2 separate regions of the Homo sapiens genome follow, and region 1 is linked to region 2. Evidence: chromatin loops called from intact Hi-C (ENCODE). Cell type or tissue: Calu3. All regions are shown on one strand. Links, peaks and the distances in the headings refer to the core of each region. The heading gives the core; the rest is flanking DNA.

What was found. Peaks named below come from ENCODE experiments on the same cell type or tissue, not always from the same donor. Only the 100,000 strongest peaks of a DNase experiment are listed, where the experiment ranks them.
Region 1: a loop joins it to region 2, with 4 times the contacts of the local background. A loop is called at or near these places in 6 of 110 quality-filtered maps.

The regions. Positions count from the first base shown.
Region 1 is chr6:21,669,313-21,685,529 of GRCh38, forward strand. The region is part of intron 2 of CASC15 (cancer susceptibility 15); the gene reads left to right. Among named protein-coding and RNA genes, the nearest start is that of CASC15, 11 kb to the left of the region's middle. In Calu3, for the core only: no CTCF peak of the experiment used is centred there; a DNase peak (open chromatin) is centred at 9,939.
Region 2 is chr6:21,722,323-21,738,539 of GRCh38, forward strand. The region is part of intron 2 of CASC15 (cancer susceptibility 15); the gene reads left to right. Among named protein-coding and RNA genes, the nearest start is that of CASC15, 64 kb to the left of the region's middle. In Calu3, for the core only: no CTCF peak of the experiment used is centred there; DNase peaks (open chromatin) are centred at 9,189, 9,569 and 9,939.

The DNA.
Region 1 (16,217 bases), core at 5,557-13,556, 53 kb before region 2:
ATTTTGGTAAACAAAATCCAAAAATGGCCCAAAATAAATGTCTAATGACTGGGAGTCTATATAAAATACAGTAAGTTCTCTCAGAGTGAAAACCTTGAGTTTGTAATAACAGAGCCCGTACATTTGTTTAACCTTTATGGCATACATCAAGTTTTTATAGTGGTCATAAGAGTCTTCTATTCCTTCTTTTAAGTCTTACAATTAGTTTTTGTTCACCTCTGTGAGAAAGTAGTTAAAAATTCACATAACTACTGTTGGTAATATAAAAAGTTAATTTTGATATATTTACAATCCTTGTTTAAGTGATTGTTTGCCATGGAAAGTAAGAACTTTCTTTCTGTGGTCTGGTCAAATAAATTAACTGGGAATTGGAAACATTTTTATCTTGTTATGAGGAAAAAAGGAACATTACAACTTGCTTCTTTCTAGCTGTATAAACATAAACAAGCTACTTAACCTTCCTGGGCTTCTGTTTGTTACCAATAAAATGAAGGTTAAGTTAAATAACTTAAAACATTTTTGAAATCTTTTAACATTAAGATTCTATGATTTGTTACTTGCTTCTATAAATAAGATACATCCTCTCTTGTAAAGTTTGTTTTTACATCATTGAACAATAGAGTTAACAGCATCATCAAGTTTTTTTTTTTTTTTTTTTTTTTTGTGTGACGGAGTCTTGCCCTTGTTGCCCAGGCTGGAGTGCTGTGGCGCGATCTTGGCTCACTGCAACCTCTGCCTCCCAGATTCAAGCAATTCTCCCACCTCAGCCTCCTGAGTAGCTGGGATTATAGGTGCCTGCCACCATGCCTGGCTAATTTTTGTACTTTTAGTAGAGACCGGGTTTCCCCATGTTGGCCAGGCTGGTCTCAACTCCTGACCTCAGGTGATCTGCCTGCCTCGTCCTCCCAAAGTGCTAGGATTACAGGTGTGAGCCACCGTGCCCCGCCTTGGCATGATAAACTTAATGTGATTTAATTACAATTATTTTGTTTGAATGCTTAGCTCAGGTAGCATTAGTTCAGGAAATATGCTTTAAATTTTCTGTAAAGTATACTCTCAACTAAGTGTTCTGTATGGAAATTTCAGATTTCCTTAAATGTTCTCAATAAAAGTTTGTCTGCTGGAATTTTTTTTTTGGAGGTGGAAAGTACAGTATTATTTCTCGACAAACGTTTTACCTACAAATATCTGAAGTCAATATGTTTGAATTTGTTATAATGGCCACTCAGAGTTGATATCAGAGATTTAGAAAGAGACTTTGGAGTAAAACAGACCTGAGTTCGAATCACAGCCTAGGCAATTACTATGATACCTCCTCCACGTTACTGGATTTTCATGGCTCCGAATTTCCTCATTTGCAATGTGTATATCCTAACACTTATCTCATATGGTTGTTGTAATATTTTTTTATGTAGGAAAAAACAGAGGGCTAGGCATCTGTAAACATAATAAAAAGTACTGTTACTTGCTTTCACAATGACTTAATGATGTTTTGTTACTTCAAACTTTCTTTGTTGTCTCCCTTACAAGTTTCAGGCCCCATTAACCAAATATTCACTGAAATATTCAAAGTCAATTTGGACAGAAGTTTGTATCCGTTTAAATGTTTTTCTGTAAAACTATATTTAATTCAAATCTTATATCCAGTTGATTGCAGATTAATTTACTTCAACGAGCATTTATTAAATCGTACTATGCATGAGTATATTTCTGAAGGTCATGGCCTTACCTTGGAGTATGTGGCCTTTCCATTTTCTTACTGAAATATCTGTAGGTTGAGATAATAGTGACTTTCTATAATTGACTTACTGAAATTCTCTATTTTCAATGCTATCAATGATTTAGATATGGTTTAAAAACTCGTGTTTATTCACTTTTCAGCTAAAATATAAAGTGATGGCTCAGTGGTTTCTTGATGAGGAAATCAAGAACTGTAGCACATTTTCTATTACTAATTTTATAGAATGATCTTTAGTTAAATAAAAAACTTACAGTTAATATAAATAGCACTTAGAAGAATAGCATTTCATTTTGAAACGAAGTCTCAAGTCATGGATTTTCATTTTCTAGGTCTGTAATATAGCAATATGCATTGCCTTCTGAGTGATTATTTAGTTCAAGGAAGAGTATATTCATTTTATCTTTAGGAAGTTTCAGATAGGAATGTTAAGGTATTATTTCTCATTTGTAATTTACTAGCAGATATTTGCCTAGATATGATAATGTTAGGAATAAAAATATGGAATTAATCAATATTAAAATAGGAAAATATCTTTTTTTAATATGTTTCCAAAACTTTGTTGAAAGCATTCATTTTAATTAGCAGATTATATATCAATATAGCAACTACTAATATAATACTTTGTAATTACAGAGTTTAAAATAATACATTCATTTAAAAATGTCTATATGTTGTTAATGTTTGAAGTGATAACCAAATATACTTAAAAACTTTACTATAGATATCAAATTTTATAGTCTTGGTTATTTAAAACTGCCCGTTGACTTGGATCAGTTTGAATTACTGAACGTAGAACAACCCACCATGGTGTTCACAATAAACTTACACAGAAAGAAAACCTAAATATTTAGCTATGCCTTCTAAAAATAATGAATATAATGCATGCTAAACATCTCATAAGTAAATCAAAAGCATTTATTTAACTTTGTTTCTTTTTTTTTTTTTTTTGAGACGGAGTTTTGCTTTGTTGCCCAGGCTGGAGTGCAGTGGCGCGATCTCGGCTCACTGCAACCTCCGCCTCCCGGGTTCAAGCGATTCTCCTGCCTCAGCCTCCCAAGTAGCTGGGCTTACAAGCATGCGCCACCAGGCCCAGCTAATTTTTTTATTTTTAGTAGAGACCAGGTTTCTCCATGTTGGTCAGGCTGGTCTCAAACCCCCTACCTCAGGTGATCCACCCGCCTCGGCCTCCCAAACTGCTGGGATTACAGGCGTGAGCCACTGTGCCCGGCTTTAACTTTGGCCTTTATATTAAGTAAAGGAAGTGATTACCTGCATATTTAGTTGTATTCTGAGTACCATTTCTACTCATTTATTTGCTATAAGTTTCTTTTGGTACTTATTTGTGTTCCCAAATTTACTTTGATTTCTTCTTTGTGGCTCAAATTTGCTGATTTTTTTTTTTTTTTTTTTTTTTTTTGAGATGGATCCTCGCTCTGTCACCCAGGCTGGAGTGCAGCGGTGCAATCTCAGCTCACTGCAACCTCTGCCTCCCAGGCTCAAGCGATTCTCCTGCCTCAGCCTCCCGAGTAGGAGTAGCTAGGACTACAGGCGCCCGCCACCAGGCCCGGCTAATTTTTTTTTGTATTTTTAGTAGAGATAGGGTTTCACCATATTGGCCAGCTGGTCTCGAACTCCTGACCTTGTGATCAACCCACCTTGGCCTCCCAATGTGCTGGGATTACAGGCATGAGCCACTGTGCCCAGCCAAATTTGCTGATTTTTAGATTTCGTGCATGTCTAAGAACTTTGATTATAGTTCTTCCCATTATTGTTAAAGATACAGGTATTTAGAAGTACGTTTTTTGTGAATCTAGAAAGCCTACTTGGTTCATTTTTTCTCATTCATTCTTTTACATAATACTTATTTAGTACTTTCTGTGTGCATGTGCCAGGCATTGTTTTAACCATCAAGGACACAGAAATGAACTAAAGTCCCTGCATGCTTAGAGCTTTCACTAGTGACAGTAAAATATATGTTAAAAGGGAGCAACTATTAATACTATCGTGAAGAATAAAGCAGAAAGGAGGAATAGAGAGTAGAAGGGGAGAGAGTTGCAAACTTCATTTGGATGGTGGGGGATGACCTCATGGAGAAGGTGACATGTGAGGATGGATTTGAAGGAAGTGAAGGAATGGGCTACATGATGCTGGGGAGAAAAGCATGCAGGCAGAGGAAATGACAAGTGTCTGATGTTTCAGAGAAAGCAAGGAGGGTGCAGAGGCTGGAGTGGAGTGAGCCATGGGGACAGTGGTAGGAGAGGAAAGAGGAATATGGCGGGTAGGTGCCAAGGAGCTTCAAAGGCCATGGTAAAGGCTTAGGATTTTATACCGAGGGAGGTGGGATGTTACTGAAAGGTTTTAAAGGATGAAAGCTCTGCTGTAACAGGATAACTCTGGCTGTTGGGTTGAGACCAGGTGAAAGGGGTGGGCAGGGGCAGAAACAGGGACACCATTTAGGAAGCTGTTTCAGTTATCCCAATGAGAGGTGATATTGACTTGGTAACAGGGTAAAAGTAACATGGAGGTAGTGAAAAGGAGTTGAAGTCTGAATATATTTTGGTATTAAAGTTTTTCTGGTGGGTTGGATGGGAAGTACGAGACAGAGAGGAGTGGAGTATGAGTCCGAGATTTTTGTCCTGAGCTCCCAGAAGGACCAAATAGCTAATAACTGAGATGAGAATCAGGCTTGGGGCATAGGATACCAGTAGCTCAGTTCAGATGCATTAAAATTAAGATGCTTTTTTTTTTTTTTTGAGATGGAGTCTCTCGGTCTGTAGCCCAGGCTGGAGTGCAGAGGCGCCATCTCGGCTCACTGCAAGCTCCGCCTCCCGGGTTCCAGTGATTCTCCTTTCTCAGCCTCCCGTGTAGCTTGGATTACAGGCACCCGCTACCAAGCCCGGCTCATTTTTCTTTATTATTAGAGACGGGGTTTCACCATGTTGAACAGGCTGGTCTTGAACTTCTGACCTCAGGCAATCCGCCTGCCTTGGCCTCCCAAAGTGTTGGGATTACAGGCGTGAGCCACCACGCCTGGCCAAAATTAAGATACTTTTTAAGCATTTAGGCATTTGATAAACAAGTCTGGTTTTCAGAGAAGTGTAGAGACACAGATTTGTTAGTTGTAAGAAATTAAATGCTATTTAAAGCCAGGAGACTGGTTGGGATTACCCGGGAGTGAGTATAGAAAGACAAGAGGTCTAGATACTGAGCTTTAAGGCCTTCCAGATTTAGAAGTGGGCAGGAAGTAGTAATAATGAAAAGGGAGTGCCGCTGGGGTGAAAGCCCAGGGAAGGAAGTGTTTCCAGGAGGAAGGCAAGACAATCTGTGTCAAGTGTTGCTGAAGGATGAAGATGAGAACTGAGAATAAATCTGTGGGTTTAGGCATTTTGGAGGTCAGCGCTCACTGGGAGTCTTCACTAGAGCAGTTTTAACAGAATGGAGAGATCACATCTTTTTCCTAAATCGTGTGGTCCATTAAATACCTTTAAAAAATTCCATCTATTTGGCTGGGCGCGGTGGCTCACGCCTGTAATCCCAGCACTTTGGGAGGCCAAGGCGGGTGGATCACAAGTTCAGGAGATTGTGACCATCCTGGCTAACACGGTGAAACCCTGTCTCTACTAAAAATACAAAAAAAAAAAAATTAGCCGGGCGTGGCGGCTTGCGCCTGTAGTCCCAGCTGTTTGGAAGGCTGAGGCAGGAGAATGGCGTGAACCTGGGAGGCGGAGCTTGCAGTGAGCCGAGATCGCACCACTGTACTCCAGCCTGGGCGACAGAGCGAGACTCCGTCTCAAAAAAAAAAACAAAACTCATCTATTCAAACTAAAATTTGTCAGTACTTCATAATTGATAAAAATGCTTTCACATATATTATCTTAGTTAAGCCTCATTAGTAGTCTAAGAGAGATGGGATAATATCTGTGTTTACCTTAAAGAAGAAGAAATCGAGAGTCAGAAGTAACGTGACTTATCCAGAGTCGCACACATATAAGATAGAACTGCGTTTTAACTTGAAACCCTTTGCTTTTCACAGTAGGGGAGATGGCAATAATGAAATCAATTCCAATATTGTTTGCTAGAGGTGATAATGGTGGTACATACAAAGTATAGAGTTAAAGCAGAGGAGGGAGTGATTGTTTATTTGGTCAGGGAAGACTTTCTTGAGTTGGGATTTAAAAGATACGTAGCATTTTGAGAGACAAAGAAAGGAACATCTTAGGCTTGGAAACTGATATGCAGAAACATGGAGGGATGAAACAAGATGGAGTCTGGAATGTGTTTGGGATGTTCCAGGCATTTCATTCCTACTGACCCTGCAGGGGAGTAGGTGGGAGCTAGGCTGAGTGACAAGTGCTAGTTCATATTAAAATTGAAAGAGGGTTTTCTTTCTTTTTCTTTTCTTTTTTTTTTTTTGAGACGAAGTCTCACTCTGTTGCCCAAGCTGGAGTGCAGTGGCGTGATCTCAGCTCACTGCAACCTCCACCTCCCTGGTTCAAGCGATTCTCTTGCCTCAGCCTCCTAAGTAGCTGGGATTACAAGTGCTCACCACCATGCCCAGCTAATTTTTGTATTTTTAGTAGAGACAAAGTTTCACTATGTTGGCCAGGCTGGTCTTGAACTCCTGACCTTGTGATCCACCCACCTCGGCCTCCCAAAGTGCTGGGATTATAGGCTTGAGCCACCGTGCCCGGCCAGTTGTTTTTTTTTTTTTTTTTTTTTTTTTTTTTTGAGACGGAGTCTCACTCTGTCGCCCAGGCTGGAGTGCAATGGTGTGATCTCGGCTCACTGCAACCTCAGCCTCCTGGGTTCAAACAATTCTGCCTCAGCCTCCCGAATAGCTGGGACTACAGATGCCCGCCACCACGCCCGGCTAATTTTTTTTTTTTTGTATTTTTATTAGAGATGGGGTTTCACTGTGTTAGCCAGGATGGTCTCCATCTCCTGACCTCATGATCCGCCTGTCTCGGCCTCCCAAAGTGCTGGGATTACAGGCGTGAGCCACCACACTCAGCTGGTCTCGATCTCTTGACCTTGTGATCCGCCCGCCTTGGCCTCCCAAAGTCCTGGGATTATAGGCATGAGCCACCACACCTGGCCACACCTGGCTAATTTTTGTATTTTTAGTAAAGACAAGGTTTTGCCATGTTGGCCAGGCTGGTCTCGAACCCCTGACCTCAGGTGTTCTGCCCGCTTGGGCCTCTCCAAGTGCTAGGATTACAGGCCTGAGCCACCACGCCCAGCCTAAAATGGAGTTTTAACAGCACAACTTCTACGTGTCATTTTAATGTACCTCACAGCCCAAAAGTTGTAAACCTAATTAGAAATGTTTGAACATACGTACATTACCACAAATGCATTTTTTTTTTTTGAGACAGAGTCTCACCCAGGCTGTAATGCAGTGGCACGAATCTCGGCTCACTGCAACCTCCATTTCCTGGGCTCAAGAGATTCTCCTGCCTCAGCCTCCTGAGTAAGCTGGGATTACAGGTGTGTGTCACCACGCCCAGCTAGTTTTTTTTTTCTTTTGTGTTTTTAGTAGAGATGGGGTTTCACCATGTTGGCCAGGCTAATCTCGAACTCCTGACCTCAGGTAATCAGCCCGCCTTGGCCTCCCAAAGTGCTGGGATTACGGGAGTGAGCCACCGCTCCCAGCCACAAATACATATTTTCAAAACTCGATTTTTCCTCCAAAATTAAATGTGTGTCTGGATCATATACCACTGAATAGGGTGACACCATGTCTAGTTTATATCAATCAGGATGTATTTGTCCTCACGTAAGAAAATAGTCAACTAACAGTGGCTTAAAAAGTAAGGATTTTTCTTTTTCTTTTCTCTCTTTCTTTTTCTTTTTTTTCCTTCTTTCCTTCCTTCCTTCCTTCCTTCCTTCCTTCCCTCCTTCCTTCCTCCCTTCCCTTCCTTCCTTCCTTCCTTCCTCCCTTCCCTCCCTTCCCTTCCTTCCCTTCCTTCCCTTCCCTTCCTTTCCCTTCCCTTCCTTCCTTCCTTCCCTCTTTCTTTGTTTCGTTCATTTCACCTTGAAGGAATTCAGAGTATAGCTGTTCCAGGACTGGCTAATTCAGCAGATCAGTAACATCATGGTTCCTGGTCAGCTGGTAACCTGGACCTAGGAAAGAAACGGTGAATATTTGTCTTTTTTTTTGAGATGGAGTCTCACTCTCTCTCTCGCCCAGGCTGGAGTGCGGTGGCGTGATCTTGGCTCACTGAAGCCTCTGCCTCCTGGGTTCAAGTAATTCTCTGCCTCAGCCTCCTGAATAGCTGGGATTACAAGTGCCCGCCACCACACCCAGCTAATTTTTGTATTTTTAGTAGAGACAGGGTTTCACCATCTTGGCCAGGCTGATCTTGAACTCCTGACCTCATGGTCCACCCGCCTCGGCCTCTCAAAGTGCTGGGATTACAGGCGTGAGCCACCTTGCCCGGCCGAATATTTGTCTGAATACAAACACACGCGCACACATGCACACGTTTAAGTATACTATTTGATGATTTTTGGAGTGGGGAGACTTATAGAATTGTACTACTTTCACCATTTCCAGAACTTTATTTTTATTTTATTTATTTATTTATTTTTGAGACTGAGTCTCGCTCTGTCACCCAGGCTGGAGTGCAGTGGCGTGATCTTGGCTTACTGCAAGCTCCACCTCCCAGGTCCACGCCATTCTTCTGCCTCAGCCTCCCGAGTAGCTGGGACTACAGGTGCCTGCCACCATGCCTGGCTAATTTTTTGTATTTTTAGTAGAGACGGGGTTTCACCGTGTTAGCCAGAATGGTCTTGATCTCCTGACCTCGTGATCCACCCGCCTTGGCCTCCCAAAGTGCTGGGATTACAGGCGTGAGCCACTGCGCCCGGCCCCATTTCCAGAACTTTCTATCATTCCCTAAAGATCCCTTGTGTCCACTGTGGTCAATTTCTATTCCCATCCACCAGTCACAGGTAACTACTAGTTTCTATCTCTATATATGTCTACATTTTCAGAACAGTTTATGGAGGTGGAATCTTACAATTAGTGTGGCCTTTTTGCCTGGCTTCTTTTGCTCACCATAAAGTTTATGAGATCAGTCTGTGTCATAGCATGTATCAGTAGTTTGATCCTTTTCATTGGTGTGTAGTGGTGCATCGTGTGGACATACCATGTTTTGTCTGTCTAGTCACCAGGTGATGGATATGTTAGTTGTTTCCGTTTTTGCAGCTACCACGAATAATACTGCTATGAGCATATGTGCATAACTCTTTGTATTGGCTGGGCATGGTGGCTCATGCCTGTAATCCTAGCACTTTGGGAGGCTGAGACTGGTGGATTGCTTGAGCCCAGGAGTTCAAGACCAGCCTGGGCAACGTGGTGAAACCTCATCTCTACCAAAAATACAATAAATTAGGTGGGTGTGGTTGCACATGCCCGTAGTCCCAGCTATCCAGGAAGCTGCAGTGGGAGGGTCACCAGAGCCCGGGAGGTCGAGGCTGCAGTGAGCTGTGATGATGCCACTGCCCTCCAGCCTGGGCAACAGAACGAGACTCTGTCTCAAAAAAAAAAAAAGTCTTTGTATAGACACCCGTTTTTATTTCTCTTGGGTGTAGATACCCAGGAGTTGAATTGTGGATTGTATGGTAATTTATATTCAACTATTTTTTTCCTTTCTTTTTTTTTTTTTTTTTTTTGGGACGGAGTTTCGCTCTTGTTGCCCAGGCTGGAGTGCAATGGTGTCATCTCAGCTCACTGCAACCTCTGTCTCCCGGGTTCAAGCCATTCCCCTGCCTCAGCCTTCTGAGTAGCTGGGGATTACAGGCATCCGCCACCACGCCCAGCTAATTTTTTGTATTTTTAGTAGAGACAAGATTGCACTATTTTGGCCAGGCTGGTCTTGAACTCCTGACCTCAGGTAATCCACCCACCTCGGCCCCCCAAAGTGCTGGGATTATAGGCATGAGCCACTGCACCCGGCTATATTCAACTTTTTAAGACACTGCCAAACTGTTTTCCAAAGTGACAATACCATGTTACAGGTTGGAGGTTTCCGTCAGCAATATATGAGGGTTTCAGTGTCTCCAAATCCTGGCCTTTTATGAGTCAGAGGAAAAACTTTCGCAGAAGTCTACAAGAGGACTTCCCAGGGTAACTACAGTAGCCCATGACAAACACTAGTCACTGATAAGCAGACACATCTGAGAGGCTTAGACTGGTCAACTAACACCCCAGGCCCGGGAAGGGGCTCATAATGCTTATCAGTGCCCAGTGTCAGAACACAGTTGAAGGGGGATGGCTATTGGATACGAACCCAGCAAAGGCATTCATATGTCCATGCGTCAGGGTAAGCTTGGATTATTGATTTAAACATACAGATTGGAGCCAGATGCTGTGTGTATGTCACAATCATGATTTTATTTTATTTATTTATTTATTTAGACAGAGTCTCACTCTGTCACCCAGGCTGGAGTGCAATGGCTTGATCTTGACTCACAGCAACCTCTGCCTCCCTGGTTCAAGCGATTCTCCTGCCTCAGCCTCCCGAGTAGCTGGGATTACAGGCACCCGCCATCATGACCGGCTAATTTTTGTATTTTTAGTAGAGACGGGGTTTCACCATGTTGACCAGGCTGGTCTTGAACTCCTGACCTCAGGTGATCCTCTCTCCTCAACCTCCCAAAGTACTGGGATTACAGGCGTGAGCCACCGCGCCCAGCCACAATCATGATTTTAGAAGTTACAAACTCTAATGGAAACAATCCACTCTGTTGGAATTTAGGTTATTAAGGTATTCTATGACTAACATAGTAGGAGTTTCTGAGGCCAGGCATGGTGGCTCATGTGTGTAATCCCAGCATTTTGCGAAGCTGAGGTGGGAGGATCACTTGAGGCCAGGAGTTCCAGAGCAGCCTGGGCAACATAGTGGTACCCCATCTCTACAAAATAAATAAATAAAAATTAAAAGAGTTTCTGAAAAGTAACCTGTCCAAACGAAGAGCAAAACAAGCACAGCTTTGGTAAGTGACTCCATGGGCAGTTGCTAAGCCCCAGCATTCCTTTTCTATGAGGCAACATGTAACTTTTCCAGCATCCCAGCAACAGTTTTTCATAATCTTGGTTAAGTGTAAGTTAACAGCCACCAAATCCTTGGCTTAGGATGTAGAAAGGTATTTAGACAAGGTTAAGTATTGGGCAACTTGGCAGCAACTTGAGAAAAATTATTTGAGCTTGGATGGAATAAAAAAAGACTGTATTTTCATAGTCTTACCTTATTCTTATGTAAATGTCTTTTATTGTGAGGTATGCATGCGTAAGGATAGGTAAATCTACCATGTAGGGGGATATTGATACTCTGTTGTACCCTCTGTTGGAAAATCCAGAACATGCGGGTCAACATGTTTATGATCAGTAGAGTGATATGGTCTCAAGCAATTCATGCTTAGAAGTCCCTGAATATCTGAAGCCAAAATTTTTATAATTGGAATGCATGCATAGATAATTTTGATAATTTATGCATAGCTTCAGATCATTGTGGGGGAAATAATGTTTGAAATGGATTTCTGTGACACTTGTCTTAAATTAATGGGATGACTTTCCATTTTTTCTTCAAATTTGAGTTGGTACCATTACAGACTGTGATAGAATTTTGAAACTGTGGTTTTAATCCTAGTATTTTGGATTACGTAGTGTCTTTTTTTTTTTTTTTTTTTTTTGTCTTGAGACAAAGTCACTGTGGCCCAGGCTGGAATGCAGTGGTGTGATTACGGTTCACTGCAGCCTCTACCTCCCCGGCTCAGGTATTATCCAATCTCAGCCTCCCAGAATAGCTGGGGCTACAGGCATACACCACCATGCTCAGCTAATTTTTGTATTTTTTGTACAGACGCAATTTCACCATGTTACCCAGGCTGGTCTGGCACTCCTTGGCTCAAGCAATAGCAGTCTGCCTGCTGCAGCTCTCCAAGTGCTGGGATTACAGGTATGAGCTACCAAGCCAGGCCATGACTTTTTTTTTTTAACCCAAACAACTCCAGTAGTTCTCTCATTGTAGACTATTTCATTTTAGAAATAAGGAAAACCAAGAGAAATTTAAAGGTTTTTTTTTTTTTTTTTTTGAGACAGAGTTTCACTCTTGTCACCCAGGCTGGAGTGCAGTGGCACAATCTCGGCTCACCGCAACCTCCTCCTCCTGGGTTCCAGCGATTCTCCTGCCTCAGCCTCCTGAGTAGCTGGGATTACAGGTGCCCACTACCATGGCTGGCTAATTTTTGTAATTTTAGTAGAGATAGGGTTTCGCCATGTTGGCCAGGCTAGTCTTGAACTCCTGACCTCAGATGATCCACCCACCTTGGCCTCCCAAAGTGCTGGGATTACAGTGTGTGCCACCATATCTGGCCAAGGTTCTTAATTATTGGTGTTAGTGAATATGAAGTATACATCTTAAAATTTATAGTTCAGTATTCTATTTTTCTCAGAGAAGTGGTAGAGAAGCATTACAGAAGTACTTGTGCAGCAGTATCTTATGCATCATCTTATTTGATTCTCACTGGAATTCCATATAATAGCTGTTAGTAACATTCTCATTTTATAGGCGAAGAAACTGGGGTTCAGCAAAATGTCCAGTTCAAGTTATCAAACTAGTAAATTGCACAATGCAGCTCTTTTGACTTTGCACTAGATATTAGGGATCAGTAATGTAAACCAGGAAGAGAGAATGTTTCCTTGAGAGCTCCCACTCACCCTGATAATTTTTCTAGTTTCACCTTGAGACTTACTCTTATTCTGCAAATACTGTGACTGTATCTTGAGACCCAAACATTTAATGAGGCTTAAAAAGAGGATGGTCTACTTTGCTGGTGGTTTTTTTTTTTTTTTTTTTTTTTTTTTTTTTTGAGACAGAGTCTGGCTCTGTCGCCCAGGCTGGAGTGCAGTGGCACAATCTCAGCCCACTGCAACCTCCACCACCCAGGTTCAAGCGATTCTCTTGCCTCAGCCTCCCAAGTAGCTGGGACTACAGGTGCCTGCCACCACGCCCAGCTAATTTTTTGTATTTTTAGTAGAGATGGGGTTTCACCGTGTTAGCCAGGATGGTCTTGATCTCCTGACCTCGTGATCTGCCCGCCTCGGCCTCCCAAAGTGCTGGGATTACAGGGGTGAGCCACCGCACCCGGCCCTCTGCTGGTGTTTTTAGATTTCAGAGGGAGAGATTGTGTTGCAAGCAGCAGTTGAGAAGCCGGCATGACGGTGAAATCCGTCTGTGTTCAAGAGTTTTACTTGTCAGATTTTAATGGATGGCGTCATTATCTCTAAGGAACTCCCAAAAGATGATACATAGCAATACTCATAGAGTCCCTATTCTGCAGCAAAAGAAAAATGATTTTCAGATCATCCTTTCATCTCCTCTCTTCTTCAAGTCAGATATCCAAGAAAGTTTGGGCAGACTCACAATTCCTAAATTGAAAACCCTGAATCCCTGAATTGAAGATTTCCCTGTGGCTTTCACCTTGCTTTGTCTCTGCATTTAGGCCTCTCCCTTTCTATAGGTATGAGAGAAAAGAAACTCTATGCAATGACATGCTCTTTATTCATAGCTCTAGCTCTTATTCTGCTCTGTCTACTTTGGACTGTGATGACCCTCTAGGGACTCTACTTGCTCTTTTCTTTGTTCTTGTTGTTTTTCTAGAGACACAGTCTTGCTCTGTCACCCAGACTGCACTCTGTCATGACTTCAGTGGTGCAATCACAACTCACTGCAGCCTTGGACTCCTGGATTCAAGCGATCTTCCCACCTCAGTCTCCTGAGTAGCTGGGACTGCAGGTGCATGCCACCATGCCTGGCTAATTATTTTTTATTTTTTGTAGAGACAAGGTCTTGCTGTTTCACTCAGGCTGGTCTGGAACTCCTGAGCTCAAGCAATCCTCCCGTCTTGGCCTCCCAAAGTGTTGGGATTATAGGCGTGAGCCACCACACCCAGCCTCTTCTTGTTATTATTATTATTTTTTTAAGACGGAGTCTCACTCTGTCGCCCAGGCTGGAGTGCGGTGGCGCAATCTCAGCTCACTGCAAGCTCCGCCTCCCATGTTCGCGCCATTCTCCTGCCTCAGCCATCCGAGTAACTGGGACTACAGGCGCCTCCCACCGTGCCCGGCTAATTTTTTTGTATTTTTAGTAGAGACAGGGTTTCACCGTGTTAGCCAGGATGGACTTGATCTCCTGACCTCGTGATCTGCCCACCTCGGCCTCCCAAAGTGCTGGGATTACAGGCGTGAGCCACTGCGCCCAGCGTCTTCTTGTTATTTTTGACGGGCCTATGCCAGGCCAGAGGTAGGCCTAAGTGACCTGGTTCATGCCTTCCTTCCCACATCCCAGGATTGGGTCCTACTAGCTTTCTGGATCTCACCACTCTAATAGAGGGAACAAGACCCTCTTTTCTAAAAGCCTAGAGCGGGGTGCAGTGGCTCATGCCTGTAATTCTAGCACTTTGGGAGGCCAAGGCGGGGGGATCACCTGAGGTCAGGAGTTCAAGACCAGCCTGGCCAACATGGTGAAACCCCGTTTCTACCAAAAATACAAAAATTAGCCGGGCGTGGTGGTGCACACCTGTAATCCCAGCTACTTGGGAGGCTAAGGCAGGAAAATTACTTGAATCCAGGAGACGGAGGTTGCAGTGAGCTGAGATCATGCCGTTGCGCTCCAGCCTGGGCAACAAAAGCGAAAATCCATCCCCCCCAAATTAAATAGATAAATAAATTAAAACATAAAATAAAAAATAATTTTAAAACAAGTCTAGAGCAGAGCTGGGCCAAACTGCATGTGCTTTTCTTCTTTGCCTTGGGTTTGAACTCAGCCTGCCTTCCTGTGATGTGGGTTTCTTTCATTGGGAGATTTCTTGAGCCCCTGATTTTCAGTACTGGCCTGGAAGGACGAAGAGAACTCAAGCTTTCTTTAATATTCCACACCAGAAGTTTCATAGCCTATGCAAGGCCTGGACCTACACCTGCACAACAACTTTTTGGTGTAAAGAGTGAATCCCGGATATTACAGTGGGTGAGCTGAGCTATTAGAATGTGTAATGGGAGGACAGGCACGGTGGCTCACTCCTGTAATCCCAGCACTTTGGGAGGCCGAGGCAGGCAGATCACGAGGTCAGGAGTTCGAGATCAGCCTGACCAACATGATGAAACCCTGTCTCTACTAAAAATACACAAATTAGCCGGGTGTGGTGATGCGCACCTGTAATCCCAAGCTACTCAGGAGGCTGAGGCAGGAGAATCGCTTGAACCACGGAGGCGGAGGTTGCAGTGAGCCGAGATCGCGCTACTGCACTCCAGCCTGGGCGACAGAGTGAGACGCTGTCTCATAAAAAAAAAAAAAAAAAAAAAAAGAATGTGTAATGGGGACCCTTTCACATTGCTTTCATTGGAAGGTAAATACAATTTAAAGGAAAGAAGTCTAAAAACTCAGAACACCCAAAGGTGGGCAGTTATTTGAACTCAGGCTTTGTTTGGTGACCCCCATGAGTCCTGACCTCATTATCTTTAGCCCTCACCACAAATTGATATTCTAGAAAGCTATCTCTTCCTGCCTGCCCCGCCTCCTAGAAATACATCACACTGCGTTAGCACAGTCAGGATGCTAGTCCCTGATGGCTGATCATTGTAGTGCCCATTGGAGGTTGGCATGATTAGTTATGTGACAACCCTGCTGAAATGCCACCTACTATATTTGGTCTCAGCGATTAAACGAAAAGAGATGGTAAGGCAACAAAAATTATCAGCATATATTTTCAGCTTCTTTGAGTTTTGCAGATTAGTATAGTTCAAAGGATAGACAAATTCACTTGTTTTCATTTTGTCTTTAAGATAAATAAATTTTGGTACTTTCTTAATAAGTGTTCAGCATTTATCCCAGTGTGGGAATTTTGGTGAAAGTTCATGGAATGTTTTTCTTCAAAAATTTCCATCAGGAGGTCTGACTCCTCAGCCAAATTCAAAATTCTCACTTTACTGTAATGATGGAGCTGCTATACCTAAATATATTGCATAGGTTTCTAGACAAATGGCTGTAAGATAAATAAGCAAAGAAGAGGAAGAAGTATCATGATATCCTAATGCCAAGTTCTCGCTCTGCGGTATGACCTCTGGAGTTCCTAGAGTTTGTGTGATCTGAGGCTTCAGAAGCCAGGAATGGGAGTTTGGCTAACCCGCATTTTTAGATCTCCTTTGGAACATGGGAGTCAATCCAGGTGCCTGGAAAATGGGCTCGAACATCCGAGGTCCCCAGCAGATGACAGCTTCATCTTATTTTCTGCCTCCTTTCTCTGCATCAACTTAGGTTACTATTTACCTATTGATTCTGACTTTATGCAAATTTTATGACGTGGTCCACAGATTCAAATAGTCTGTCTTTTCACATCCCAGCCTTCAGTGTTCCTCGGCCTCAACTCTGCCTGCTCTTACCCTGATACTGCTTCTCGTCTTTGGTTCTTGCCT
Region 2 (16,217 bases), core at 5,543-13,542:
ATAGAGGTGAGTTAAACTGGACTCTAGCATTCTGATGTGTTTGTTCAAGATCTGGTTCGCAGCTTTTGTAGTCAACTGGTTTTGTGTGACAAAGTTCTGTATGCTTATAAAAGTTTTAAAATCATTTCATAATTGGTGATGTTGTAGAAAAAAACCAGGTTCTTGTCACACAACCAGGAGAAGTTTGGCACGCAGACACTTTGAAGGGTGAGGGGGAATGGAATGGTGAAAAGGCAAAAAAAAACAAAACTGCTCAGCAGAGCGAGAGGGGTTCCAGTTAACAGGCCCTCATCTCACAGATTGAATCTCAGGTCCCCACCCAGGAACAGGAGAGGCCTGTCTCCTTCCCCCTGCAAACGGCCTGAACTTCCTGCGGCTCCACCCTATCCTCCCAGTGCACAGGCAGGTGGGCGATTACGGGGGTGGTGGGGAGGGCTCCTCCTTATCTTCGCAGGTGGGAGATTCCGGGGCGGGGCGGGGAGGGCTCCTCCTCATATTGGCGGGTGGGAGATTGGGGGGGGTGGGGGGAAGGGCTCCTCCTTATCTTCCTCCTGCATCTATCAGTGAAGACGCTGAGGTTTGCAATTGTATAATATCCAGGTTTGCAATTGTATACTGCAGTTGTATAATTGTATAATATCCAGAGTTGAAAATAAAAAAAACAAACAAAAAAAGCTACAGTAGCATTCCCTTTTTTTTTTTTTTTTTTAACTTTGAGATGGAGTTTCACTCTTGTTGCCCAGGCTGGAGTGCAATGGCACGATCTCGGCTCACTGCAACCTCTGCCTCCTGGGTTTAAGTGATTCTCCTGCCTCAGCCTCCCAAGTAGCTGGGATTACAGGAGCCTGCCACAATGCCCGGCTAATTTTTTGTATTTTTAGTAGAGATGGGGTTTCAACATGTTGGCCAGGTGGGTCTTGAACTGCTGACCTCAGGTGATCCACGCGCCTCGGCCTCCCAAAGTGCTGGGATTGCAGGCGTGAGACACCACACCTGGCATCATTCCCTTTTAAAATGTCAGCTAGGTAATAATCTTTTCTTTTCGAATCAAGTGGGGGTTTCACTAAGAAGGGTAGAGTATTATTTCTATGTGAGGCCAGGAGGCTATTGTTGGGTCCAAGAACAAATGCTTAGAGATAAGCTTGTTGGCCTCTCACGGTGTTGTGAGAGGGTTCAGAGTAGACAGACATGTGTCTTCCCCCTTTTCTGTCACCTTCCTTTCTGCCTACAATGCCCGTTTTTGATATCCAGCTGGTGAGAGTGGATAAATAATTTGTATCATAGTGTCAGCCTCCTCAGAAACCCATAAAGATTTCTTTAAGGATTTGGATCCGATATCTTTCTGAATTAGGCCCTAAATTATTATGAATGTGAACCTAGGTTATATGTCTTGCCTGTGGTATGTGTGCTGCGATACTTTGAAGCAGAATGATTTGTGGATCATTTTACCAGTCCTTTCTCTTTTTTGGTCAAATGCAGATGGCATGGAGGAAATGGAAAGTTCTAGGCATTTTTGCAACCACTACTATATAACTCTTATGGACCGGATAAATTTAGTAGACAAAGTAAGTGGTTAGTTTCTTGGACCTCGGTTTTCTGGTCTGTAAAATCAAGAGATGCATCAAAGTTTCTTTCTAGCTTTAAATTCTGTAATTCTTTCTTTGAGAATTGTGTAGCATGTATAATGTTTATGGGAAGTAAAGTTTAAGTCACTAAAAAGAGGCAGAAATCAGGTTATCACTCACAGGGCTGTTTTTTCAGCCTAGTCTCTGCCAATCCTAACCTTGTTAAAACTACAATGTGGCAAGAGATGATGTCCCATTATTATTTCTTTCACTCGAGAATGCTTCAGCTATATAGATCTATCAAAGCAGTTGTTACACTGGTGAGTTTCCCCATATCCATCAGAAGAAGAAAATCCATCACACTTTTGACTACTTTTTCCTCTCCAAGAAAATGATCTTTAAGAGAATGACATGTAATATAGACTTTACTATTCTTGAGGCATTGGAGAAACTGCATCTGAAATAAAATCAATACATGATGCAGTGGTGTATGTACATTTCAAATATTGAATGGCAAAACATTTTATCAAAGACTTTGGGACTAAATACCCGTCGCAGACTTACATAAAGTAGGATAGAATACAGTAGAAATACGAGTGTACCTCCTGTGTATATAATACCTAGTCGTGGTTCAGTTACTCCATATATCTCAACTACACTAACAGAAAGAGGTAGACTCATTAGAGGTTAAGAAAGGTAGACATTAGGGCTGGTATGTTTAGAAATTTGTTGTTCTTTTTTTTTTTTTTTTTTTTTTAGAGTTCCATCCCATAATCTCAGTTTAAGTTATAATGATGGTTACCAGGCAACTTAGAGGAACAAAAGCACAGTCTTAGCCTTCATATTTCTAGCTGAGGAAAGTAGACAAATAAAACAGAATTCTGTCTCAGTTATGCACTGAGTGTGTGACGTGTAACCTTAATCTCTTTTTTTTTTTTTTTTTTTTGAGGTGGAGTTTTGCTCCTGTCCCCCAGGCTGGAATGCAGTGGCTTGAGCTCAGCTCACTGCAACCTCCGCCTCCTGGGTTCAAGCAATTCTCCTGCCTCAGCCTCCCAAGTAGCTGGGATTACAGGCACCTGCCACCACGCCTGGCTAATTTTTGTATTTTTAGTAGAGACGGGGTTTCACCATGTTGGCCAGGCTGGTCTTGAACTTCTGACCTCAAGTGATCTGCCTGCTTTGGCCTTCCAAAGTGCTGGGATTACAGGCTTGAGCCACCGTGCCTGGCCCCAAATCTCTTAACCTTCCTGGATTTGGTCCTTGAAACCAGTAATTTTAAATTACTGGCTAAATTAATTAAAATTACTGGTTAAATTAATTAAAACAAATGGCCAATAAAGCCAAACAGACACTGAGTCTTTTGTTGGTGTAAATTCCTTTACACATTTCATAATGTCTTCTATGATATTGGTTTACTTTTGGGAATTGAAACCTTTACAGAAAACTATCAGTTTCACTAAGATTTTACCATGAAATTATATATTAGATCATCTTCATTTATTTAATAAAGTGTTAAACACAAAGTTATTTCTAATTTTATTTGGGTTTTCTATGTTTTAAAAATTAAGACTGCGTATTCTTTCCCCGACAAAATCCAGCTCTGGGATTCATTAATGTATTCGAATATTTTTTGGTTTTCTATTTACTTTTCAATATGATCTTTTTTCATTTAATATGATCTATCATTTTATGATATTCCAATGGCCTCTTTTGGGTATAAGGTGGAATCACATTCACAGGTCAGCCTGAGATCCACCGGCTGATAGCCCTGCCCTGGGGCCAGCAGACCCTTGGCCTCCTTTGTAGTTCTTTTTCTTCTTCCTTTTGGGGAAGGATGTTAGAACGGACTGGCTTTGATGTCTGTCAGGCTGTTTGCTGCTCATGGTCTCAGGGTTTACAGCCACCATCACTCTGTTGGCTTCAAAAGGGGCTACTCTGGCCAGGCACGGTGGCTCACACCTGTAATCTCAGCACTTTGGGAGGCTGAGGTGGGTGGATCACAAGGTCAAGAGATCGAGACCAACCTGACCAACATGGTGAAACCTCGTCTCTACTAAAAATACAAAAAAATTAGCTGGGCCTGGTGGCGCACGCCTGTAGTCCCAGCTACTCGGGAAACTGAGGCAGGAGAATCGCTTGAACCTGGGAGGTGGAGGTTGCGGTGAGCCAAGATTGTGCCACTGCACTCCGGCCTGGTGACAGAGCGAGACTCCATCTCAAAAAACAAAAAACAAAAACAAAATACACACACACGCGCGCGCGCGCACACACACACACACACACACACACAAACAAAGGGGCTACTGTCCCGTTTATCACTGTAGTCCAAGTTTGGACACAGACCCTTCTCATAGTTCCTCAACGATTTCTAAGATAAAGCTATAATTTTGGTGTTTTTTGAGACGCAGTCTAGCTCTGTCACCCAGGCTGAGGGGCAGTGGAGTGATCATAGCTCACTGTAGCCTCTTCCTCCTGGGCTCAAGCCACCCTCCTGCCTCAGCCTCCCTAGTAGCTGCAACTACAGGTGCACTCCATCATGCCAGGCTATTTTTTTTTCTTTCATTTTTTTGCAAAGACTGGGTTTCCCTATGTTGCCCAGGGTAAGTTATAGCATTTAACATAGCTTTATTAAAGGTATAGGGTAACAGGAGAGAATTATAGCATACAGAGTAACTTGTGACCAGATGTGAGATGATTATTTTCGGAATTTATAGGCCCAGGCCATCTGCATGGCTTTAATTTTGGATTGATCTGCTCCCAGGCTCTGCCTGCTTTCCATGGAGGTGAAAGTCAGTATTCCCCACCATGTCTAGACTCCTGAGAATCCAGACTAAAGTCTCACTTGTCTCGGAGAAAAAAAGTAGAGTTTCTCCTTCAGTCTAAGGCCTTTTTTTTCCTTTCAGGATCTACCGCTTTTCAGGATGACTAATGGAAAGAATACTCATTTCCTTCAAAGATAATTTCACAGTTTAGGAGTGTTATTAGCTTAATTCATAGCCCTAGCGAGACCCCTATGTAATACCATGGTCCGTAAGTTTTTAGCTTTGAGTACACATTCTCAAAGTACACAGGCTTTGAGTGATTCATGAAACCCGTGAAGCTGTGTGCAGATTTCTGGCCACATGCCTTTTTCTCGGGAGCAGATCCATCGCCCTCATCAGATTATTAAAGTGGTCTAGCATCTCCCCAGAAGATTAAGAACCACTTAAGTAGGTCCAGCAACCGGACATTGGTTCAAGTGTGGATTAGTCACGTAGAGCATCAGGGGTTTCTTCCAGGTAGGGCTTCACTTAGAGTCCCTCCTCCATCAGCAAATATAGATGGGTTTTCACATCTTCTCTCCATACATTTATCTCTGCTTCTGATCCACAAATAAGGGCTGAAATGCAGGTATCTCCAGAGTGGTTTGTAGGAACCATATGGTCCAAATCCATTCTTGGACAAGAAGCATTTCTCCAGAGTTAACAGAGTCTGCAGAGATGTAATTTTGCCTAGGCTTTACAGCTGTGGTCTTGTAACAATCTTTATTTCATAAGCTCTTTGCATAATTAAACTGCCTATTCGGCCAGTCTTCCTAGGATGAAGAAATTGTCTCTACAAAGTAAGTAGTATTCAGTTTCTACAAAGAGATAGTCTTTTGCCAAAGGATATCCACCTCACTGTGGTTTGAAATGTACTATTAGGATTTTAGAGATCTTAAAGCCAAGATTTAGCTAGGTCTAAATTTTTTTTATTTTTTATTTTACTTATTTAAGTATTTATTTTGAGATGGAGTATCGCTCTATCGCCCAGACTCACTGCAACCTCCACCTCTTGGGTTCAAGCGATTCTTCTGCCTCAGCCTCCCGAGTAGCTGGGATTACAGGCGCACACCACCACACCCGGCTAATTGTTTTCTAGTAGAGACAGAGTTTCACCATGTTGGCCAGGCTGATCTCGAGCTCCTGACCTCAGGTGATCCACCCGCCTCTGCCTCCCAGAGTGCTGGGATTACAGGCGTGAGCCACCTCACCCAACCCTAAGTCTAAATTCTAATAATCACCTATACTCCTTTCTCTCAGCAGCCTTTGCCAGATGGAAACTTCTCTGAGGTACCTGCCCCAGGACTTGGAGTCTAGGGGAGGGATGATGGCAATGAAAGGTTTCTTTTCTCCTGTCACATCTTGCTCCAGACGTCATCTTGTCTCCTGTTACACTTGGATCTCAGGCATCTATCCTGGCTTGATGTTGGAGTCCCCCAGGTGCCTCATAGTCCCCTGGACACTGGCAGGGTCACCTTTCTTTTCTGAAATTGCAGGGCAGCTTGATGTACATTGTAATGAACCCAATTTATGATGCCTGGCAATGCATTTACTAAGTGCCATTTATCTTTTTGTGTGTGGAACGCATTCAGTCTTCTAAGCAATGCCTGGATGTTCATTCATGTCTGGACTTCAGGTTAGGCATGAGGGTGAGGTAAAGTCATTTGCAACAGGGTTGCAGCTTTCGAAATTGGGGACGTGACTGGGCGCGGTGGCTCACGCCTGTAATCCCAACACTTTGGGAGGCTGAGGTGGGAGGATCACCTGAGGTCAGGAGTTCGAGACCAGCCTGGTCAGTGTGGTGAAACCCTGTCTCTACTAAAAATACAAAAAAATTAGCTGGGTGTGGTGGTGGGCGCCTGTAATCCCAGATACTCGAGAAGCCGAGGCAGGAGAATCGCTTGAACCCGGGAGGCGGAGGTTGCAGTGAGCTGAGATCGGGCCACTGCACTCCAGTCTGGGTGACAGAGTGAGACTCCTGTCTCGATCTCTTGACCTTGTGATCTGCGTGCCTCGGCCTCCCAAGTGTTGGGATTACAGGCGTAAGCCACTGTGCTCGGCGAGACGCTTTCTCAAAAAAAAAAAAAAAAAAAAAAGAACAACAAAAAAAACCAAAAGGCCAGGTGCCATGGCTCACGCCTGTAATCCCAGCACTTTGGGAGGCCGAGGCGGGAGGATCACGAGGTCAGGAGATCGAGACCATCCTGGCTAACAGGGTGAAACCCCGTCTCTACTAAAAAAAAATAGAAAAAAATTAGCCGGGCGTAGTGGCTGGCGCCTGTAGTCCCAGCTACTTGGGAGGCTGAGGCAGGAGAATGGCGTGAACCCGGGGGGCGGAGCTTGCAGTGAGCCGAAATCGCGCCACTGCACTCCAGCCTGGGTGACAGAGAGAGACTCCATCTCAAAAAAAAAAAAGAAAGAAAGAAAGAAAAAAAAAAACTGGGGACCAAGGCAAATAGTCTTGAGGCCTACTAACATAAAAGAATAATCAGAGTCTTGTGTAGTGATGCCTGCCTTTACTCCCAGCTACTAGGGAGGCTGAGGTGGGAGAATTGCTTGAGCCCAGGAGTTTGAGGCTACAGCGTGAATATAATCGCCACTGCCCTCCGGCCTGGGCAATACTAATGAGACCTTGTCTTTAAAAAAAATGTTCAAGAAGGGCTTTTGACTGGGTCTCTTTTTCTGCCTCTGCTGTCCATGTCTCAGCATAATGTTTTAGTTTGAAATGGGATTGCTCTTTTTTTTTTTTGCCTTCATCAACTGTTTTTCTATCTCGTGTGGTTTTCCTTGTTAGAGGTGGATGCTGGGGCTTTGAAACCAGTCTGCTGAGTGGTTTCTAATATTACTGTTAGGCATGGGAAAAGGAAATCTGAGGGATGTGAATTTGGATCACTGACCTGGCAGGTTGTCAGTTTTCTCAGGGTGACGTAGTTTCTTGCTTAGGTGCCATCAGCGAAGGTTAAGAAAGTCCTCTCACTTCCATCCCTCATGAAGGAACTCAGGAGGTGATTACAAAACAGTGTTGCTGAATCTCACCGCAATTAGTGCAAGGGTAGAACATGTCTCCAGGTTATGATCATGGCTCCTTCCTCTCTTTGCTCTCCATGATCAGATTTCCCCCTCTATTGCTTTGTTTTGATGGGTATTTTACAGGAACCCGGGAGAGAACAGTCTCAGGATATGTACTATGGTACCATTTCACCTCCAATTTAGAATATTTTAATAAGTGATGATTTTACAGATTTGCAACTTGTGATCATTTATTCATTGATAGAGAATGCTAGCCAATTAAAAACAGCAACTTTCCTAGTGTCTTAGAGTTTGAAATTTCACGTGAAGGAAATATAAAATTAGGAAGTATCTAATAAATAGTTGAAGGTCTTTTAGTTTGACATCAACTTTTAAGTGTATCAATTATTTTATTGTAGAGGATTTGCTCATCCTTTTGTGTACTATTAATATTAAATATCCCACTTTGGACTAGATGAAAATAATTATTTTACAACATTATTAATACCTTAGTTTAAAACATAGAGTATGTAAAGAAATGTGTGATGATAAACCATTTTGTAATTTATTTATTTATTTAATTTTTGAGGCAGAGTTTCGCTCTTGTTGCCTAGGCTGGAGTGCAATGGCACGATCTAGGCTCACCGCAACCTCTGCCTCCAGGGTTCAAGCGATTCTCCTGCCTCAGCCTCCTGAGTACCTGGGATTACGGGCATGCGCCACCACGCCTGGCTAATTTTTGTATTTTTAATAGAAACGGGGTTTCTCCATGTTGGTCAGGCTGGTCTCGAACTCCTGACCTCAGGTGATCCATCCACCTCGGCCTCCCAAAGTTCTGGGATTACAGGCATGAGCCACCGTGCTGGGCCCCGTTTTGTAATTTAGACCTTCACTAAGTTATACTGTCTTCCCTCACCCGATTGCCCTGAACTAGTACCATTGTAATCTCTGTTCCAACCGTAGAGACAGTTTGCAGAATTTTCAGGGCTGAGCCGCAGTTCTGGCCCAGGTTCCTGTGGATGCTGAGGTTTCCGCTGACTTCCAAGATAGCACGGAGGTGGGGGCGTTGTGTCCTATGCTGCGTTCAAAAGCTGAGCTTCCGTTGCCTTAGCATTTCGCTAATGGCAGCTGTGCTGTGTGTCTTTATTGCAGGTGCTTTTTCCTGATATTTGTTTGAGCTGTTGGTGTTCAGCCTTGGTCATTTAGATTCTTCTTATCTCCCTGTTATCATGGTGTTTAGTTTAGTGTGTGTTTTTTTGTTTTGTTTTTGTTTTTTGTTTTTGTTTTTTTTGAGATGGAGTCTCACTCTGTCATCCAGGCTGGAGTGCAACCTCAGCTCACTGCAACCTCTGCCTTTTGGCTTCAAGTGATTCTTCTGCCTCAGCCTCCTAAGTAGCTGGGTCTACAGGTGTGCACCACTATACCCGGCTAACTTTAGTATTTTTAGTAGAGATGGGGTTTCGCCATGTTGGCCAGGCTGGTCTTGAACTTCTGACCTCAAGTGATTCACCCACTTCAGCCTCCCAAAGTGCTGGGATTACAGGTGTGAGCCACCACGCCCACCCCTCTTTTTTTTCTTTTTCAAATATTCTTTCTTTTCCTCATAGCTGCACTTTGTAATGCATAGGGTTAATAAATTGTTATTAGATCTCCCTGGCCAAGCTTAGAATAGAGCAAAGAGTCACTGAGAGCTAGATGTGTAGACAGGGGCCTTGAAAGTTTTGGTGATTTGCTCAAGGTAACCCAGCGGGTGGGTGGTAACAGAGCTGAGACTGCTGGGAGCTCCTTTTCAGTGATGCTTAACCATGTCTCCCTTCTGCTGCCTGTAGCTGTTTCTGTGTCTGGACTTGTAATCATAGGTGGATTCATATGACACCTCTCTAACTGCACCAAGAACAGGAATGTCCACCCTCCTTGAAGGATATGAGTTCTAATGTGGATTCTTGGTCTTCTTTGGGGGCTCTTCTTATGTTTAATGCACTTGTTGCAGCATATACTGAGAGTCTGTGAAATGTTTTCAGATGTAAACTATTGAATCATTTCAAGTATTTGTATTCATTAGTACTCATAGCACAAATGCCATTCCTGTCCCTTAAAGTGTGCAAAGCATGGGTGTTTGAGGGCTTGGCAACCAACGTGTGGGCACCTCTATTTTGAAATCGGTTTTGTTTGCAATTAACAAAGGTTAACAAAAAAGTCCTTTTGGGAAGTTTGGCCGAGGTCCTAGAATTTGTACATACCTTTGCAATGTGCTCATACTCTGTGGCACATCTAGGATCCTCAGCCCCTTGTTCTTCGCTTTTTCAGTTGACCAAGTTAAATATTAAAGGAAGAGGATTTCTTTCTTGCTACCAGGGGATTTTATCATGGTAAAAGGCTTTTAAATAATTTTTTAAAGTTGTGATAAAATACACATAACATAAAATTTGCCATTCGAACCATTTTTAAGCATACGGTTCAGTGGTGTTAAGTATATTCACATCATTGTGCAACCATCACCACCATCCATCTCCAGAACCCTTTTCATCTTGCAAGACTGCAACTGGGCGTGGCAAAATATTTTGTATGTACAAATAAATCTTTAAAGCTGAAACAGGCCAGGCACGGTGGCTCACGCCTGTAATCCCAGCTCTTTGGGAGACTGAGGCAGGTGGATCACGAGGTCAGGAGTTCGAGAGCAGCCTGGCCAATATGGTGAAACCCCGTCTCTACTAAAAATACAGAAATTAGCTGGGCGTGGTGGCATGCGCCTGTAGTCCCAGCTGCTCCGCAGCCTGAGGCAGGAGAATCGCTTGAACTTGGGAGGCGGAGGTTGCAGTGAGCCGAGATCACATCACTGCACTCCAGCCTGGGCTACAGAGTGAGACTCCATCAAAAAAAAAAAAAGGCTGAAACAATAAAGTTCTTATGGTAGAAGGTGCAGTAGTGACATATCTCTAATTCAATTTATATTTTCTGTTTCTTTAACATTTCAACATCTTCAAGTAACATTTATATAGTGTTTTCTTATATTCTCATTGAAGATTCAAAACTCATGTGGGATAGGCATTAATATTCCCATTTTATAAATGAGGAATTTGAAGTAGTAACAGAAAAAAGGTAATGAACAAATCAGGACTCCAGCTTAGTGCTGTGGGCTCTAAATCCTTTTCTGTCTCCATTCTACTGTGCTTCAAAAGGCTGTGACTAATGTTTTCTTTATCTATCTATCTACCTAGCTAGCTGGCTGGCTGGCTATTTAGCTAGCGATCTCTTTATTTTGTGGGGATGGAGCAGGCATTGAGGGAGGCTTTCTGGAGTTTTGTTTTAAATTCTGGGTCTTGCCCTGACAACAGACAGTTGTGTTCATAACCTTGGGCATCTCATCGGATCAGGGATTATGGTGCTTTGCCTAAACACTTAGTAGATGCAGCAGCTGTCTATTCAAATACTACTTTAAAAAATGCCTGGAATTGTATTTAAATTGCTTCAATTTTTCACTAATTAAATTGTAGATTGTTTCTCCTGGGGATTTTGCACTAGGCCGAGTTTCCTCAATTGTTGGTGTTGGACAATGACAAAATAAATCTTTTGCATTGTAGCTTAGTAAAAAATCCTGCTGAATGGGCTAAATAAGTCCACAGTCATCCCATAAGAGACTTATTTTTTAAAAAAACAATTTTTTTTTTTTTTGGTAAGACCAGGCATGGACAGATATTGGGCTTTTGTTTGTTTTTATTTCTGTACTTTGATTCTGGTGCTTAAAATACCTGGAGGGGTCACAGACACAACGGAGGCCCATGTCTTCTATTGAATGTGTCAGCTTCCTTGGTCTGCATGGGTTTTACCAAGAACTGTACAATGGAATTCAAATATTTTAAAACCACATGTGTGTTTCTCACATGGCTGCTACAGTTTAAATCTTTTGTCAGCCTGTTCAAGGGGTTAGATGTAGCAACCAGTTTGCCCTAGGACTTTCTCTAGAGTCCTTATAAATGGTCATCTTGCTATAGCATTTACAAAGCATTTCTCTATGTGCTGTTTTCATTCACAGAGAGGAGGAGAAAACAAAATTGGGAAAAGGAAAGAACTTAGAAGGGCTCAGTGTCCCTGCAGAGCAGGAGCTTGTAACAATATGCCCTTGATATTTTTAAACAAAAATGCTTGCTTGCTCTTAAAATGCAAATTGTTTCCATTCCCCTAAAAAAAATGCACAATTTCATGCTAATGTTCACCTCTCTATCCACAGATAATTAAGACTTTGCTCTCAGAATAAATAAGTACCTAACACTTACGAGCACTGGCTTTGGGGCAGCCAGTGTCTATGCTAAACCTTTCACATGCACGAACCTATTTAATACTCACAACGTAGTGAGGAAGGTGGTATTCTCCCCATTTTACAGACAGGAAAAAGAAGTTCAGGGAGGGGGTTAAGAGACCTGCTCAGATGTCTCACTGATAATAAGTGGCAGATCTGGGATTGGGTCCTTTCTGTGATATAAGTGCTCAGGGTTTTTAAAAAGCAACAGGGTTTTTTTTAAGGGTTGTTGCTGATATTAACAATTTTCAGATATGAGAACCAATGTGGAAGCAACTCAGCATATGGATGTTATAGCCAATCTCAGATAAAATGTAAGAGGCAAGTTCTGCTCAACAATGTGCTAACATCGGCAGAGCTGAAGTGGGGAGCTGGAGAGGTACCAAAATATTGGATAGGAAACCGAATGCTTTTTCAAATCAAGTACCTCTGAGTGACCCTAGACAGTTGGTGAGAAAGAGTTTGTCACCAACATAAATAATTGGAAAGAAGTGTTAGATGCGTTTGAAGCAACCCAGAGATTCCCTTGTGAAGCTGTTGAGAAGAGACTAGAGTGTGAAGAAAAGAAGCTTGCTTGGTGTCCAAGATAAAATAAGGGATGGATCTTAGCACTACAGATGGAAACTACAGCAGCAAATAACAGAACCAGAAGAGATACTTTTCTATCTGGATTTATGCAGAAAGGATGTCAGGTAACTACTGATGAAAGCAAATAAATCCCCAGTGGCTATAGTATCAGATAAAAATGCAGGACACATTTAAAATGGGCTCTCCACATACAAATTCCTCTTTTGAGACAACCTGTACCATATAAAATTTTATTTTATTTTATTTTATTTATTTTTTGAGACAGAGTTTCACTCTTGTGGCCCAGGCTGGAGTGCAGTGGCGCTATCTCGGCTCACCACAACCTCTGCCTCCCGGGTTCAAGTGATTCTCCTGCCTCAGCCTCCCGAGTAGCTGGGATTACAGGCATGCGCCACCATGGCCGGCTAATTTTGTATTTTTAGTAGAGACGAGGTTTCTCCATGTTGGTCAGGCTGGTCTCAAACTCCTGACCTCAGGTGATCCGCCCCCCTTGGCCTCCCAAAGTGTTGGCATTACAGGCGTGAGCCACCGCGCCCAGCTACCATATAAATTACATTGTAGGTAAAGGTCTGTGGTAGCCTTATATATTTAATTCATTTAAAACAAACCCAAGTACGTCTTTCCACAGACTCTCACACCACATTATTATTCAGCATACATTCTCCTTATTAATTTTTGGAATTAAGTATAGTTATTATGTTCTTAAAATTGTTTCCTGGCTGGCCGCGGTGGCTCACGCCTGTAATCTCAGCACTTTGGGAGGCCGAGGCGGGTGGATCACTTGAGGTCAGGAGTTTGAGATCAGCCTGTTCAACACGGTGAAACCTTGTCTCTACTAAAAATACAAAAATTAGCTGGGCGTAGTGGTGGGTGCCTTTAATCCCAGCTACTTGGGAGGCTGAGGCAGGAGAATCACTTGAACCAGGGAGGCGGAGGTTTCAATGAGCTGAGATCACGCCACTGCACTCCAGCCTGGGCGACAGAGTAAGACTCTGTCTCAAAAAAAAAAATTGTTTCCCAATGTTAGTTTTAGAAGATTATATAGCAGATGCCATGCTGAGGTAGTTCAGGAACCGTTTGTAAGGTAGTGATGAAATTCGGAGCTGGAGGGTGACTTACAGGTCAGTGAGAATAAAATGTTGCTGCTTATTTCTGAATGTCAAGTTACAATGACCTACTTTTTTTTTCTCATCTTCTTCATGATCCAAGTTTTCCAGGCATAAAATATTTGGAGGTGTTTTTTTCTCTTTCTTTGCTACTTCTCCTATGGTCATTGTGTTTCTTGCACTGGTCTGGCAAGGTAGACCTTTTAATCATATTTTAAGTTAAAAGATGTGGTAAAAGATTTTGAAACATTTAACAGGTTTTATTGGACAAATAGAAATTGTGTCACATTTGTGTACAAAAATGTTTCACTAAAATTAGGATTTCATTTAGGTCTATGTGTTTCTGTGGGGATGTGTGTGTGTGTGTCTGTCTCATAGCCTCTTCTGAAAATTTCTTGAAAGCAATAGAATGTTACCCCAAAAGGAAAAAAAAAACCCATATATTCACTTGCACATTAGATTTTTTTCATACAATTTCAAATGGTGGATTCATCCTTGAACTCCTGCTTATGAATCCTTTGTTCTGAAATATCACAGGCCATTTTGGATATACTTGGCTTTGGGTAGTGATTATTTGTGTAGTCTCCAGAGAAAGGTGGATGTTTGAAGTTGTATGACTTAGCAGGAAATTTCTAGATTTCAAGTGTAAGAGAAAATAAATCTTTTGCAAACCACGGGCCATACCTTGTATAAGGGAGAGAGACAACTTGAGTTTGAGGGTATTATGGAGATTTTGGATTGGAGGGAAATGGGGCTAGCGAAATATTAGAAAGCATAATTAATGGCTTTAGTGGTTTTTTAAAAACTTGGAACATACAATAACAAATGCAATGAAGACAAACGGTGGTAAATATTTACAGTTACACTAGACCTTAAAGGCAGGGATCATGTCCTAGTGGTGTGTGATTTGGGAGCTCATACCTGGGAGTCAGTAATTGGCTGTGAGAGTGGAAGAGGCCAGTCCTCATTAGAGACCTTCTGGGAGGAGATGAGTTCTGGGCCAGAGCTTCATCTTGAAGCTTGTTAGATTTTTTTTTTTTTGAGATGGCATCTCGCTGTCACCAGGCTGGAGTGCAGTGGTGTGATCTCGGCTCACTGCAACCTCTGCCTCCCAGATTCAAGCAATTCTCTGCCTCAGCCACCTGAGTAGCTGGGATTACAGGCGCCCACCACCACGCCCGGCTAATTTTTGTATTTTTAGTAGAGATGGGGTTTCACCATCTTGGCCAGGCTGGTCTTAAACTCCTGACCTCATGATCCACCTGCCTCGGCCTCCCAGAGTGCTGGGATTACAGGCGTGATCCACCGCGCCCGGCCGAAGCTTGTTAGATTTAAACTTTCCCCTGCAAGGCACGTCAGTGGTAAACCACCTAACGTGGTGGGGAAAGCCCGGAAGAGTTGAGAAGCCTCTCTACCCTCCTTTCTCCTTCGAGGTAGAGGCATCTTAACTCCCTAGCTCCTGCATTGTTACTAAGAGACCTGCAGCTAAACAAATGGTGCAAATCTTGGCCTAAAAGGAGCCAAAATTGTCACCTTAGACTGCATTTACCATCCTGCTAGCAATATGTAGTGAAAGACCACCTGCCTTCATCCTCTTGTAAATCCCAGTAATACTCTGTTTCTACCACTCACATGACATCCATTAAGTAATTGCTTTCGTTCCTTTACTAGACTGAAAGGGACCTTCATTTAAGGTCAGAGATCTTTTCTAACACAATTTGGTAGTCCTTGCCTACCATGGAAAGCCACACATATATTGCTGGTGCTTAACAAATGCTTGCTGAGCAAATGTTTAAAAGGCCAGGTAGGGCGTGCCACTGAAAATCTCTAAAAATTCTCTTTGGATTGTCTGTAATACTGATCAGGTTGGAACAACAATTCAAAGTTATGCTGTCAGAGGCTGAACGATTTCCTTGTCATTAGGACAATCAATTTTGTAATTTACCCTTAGTCTACACAGCAAGTAAATTGTAGTACTTGCATTTTTGGTTTCAATGATGTATATATAGAACCATGATGAATGGAATTATAGTCAAGTTCTGGTAATTTTAATGTATCGTCTCAGTTGTGGGTAGGGATAAGGTAGGGTCATTCATTAAATAACCATTCATTGATTAACATGTGTGAGGTGTGATTTTATGATTTTTATGAGGAAATAAACAAAAAAAAATGTGTTTTTTTGCTTGTAAGTAGTTCTCAACTTGTTAGGGGAGATAGATGCATGAGAAGTAGTTACAATCTCTAATGTGTTAAGTAAGAGAGAGGTAAGGAAGGGAGGGACAAAGGAGGAACTGATTGATTTGGCTTGGGTGCAGGGAGAGGGGCCTTAAGTATGAGTTGAGAGTCCAGGAGTTCAAGACCAGCCTCGGAAATACAGTGAGACCCCATTCTCTACAAACTAACTAAATAAATAAATATAAAAAATTTTAAGAATTAGCTGGACATGGTGGCGTGTGCCTGTAGTTCCAACTACTTGGGAGGTTGAGGCAGAAGGATTGCCTGATCCTGGGAGGTCCAGGTTACAGTGAGCACTGCACTCCAGCCTAGGCAACAGAGTAAGACATTGCCTCAAAAAAAAAAAAAAGAAAATAAAAGAAAAAAAAGTATCAGTAGAGAGTGGTAGGCAATGAGTGCCAATGAGACTGGAGTGGTGACATTCCAAGCATAGAAAAGAGACTGTGCAGAGCACAGAGGAAGATGTGGAGATCCCTGAGTAGTGTGCCTGGAGTATGAGATACAAGGGCCAGGGGACAACTGGAGATGAGGATGGACAAGGGCTGGGTGGAGACTCTGTGGGGGCTCTTAACCTTCTGTAGATTAGTTTTTTTTTTTTGTAGGTACCGGTGTTTTT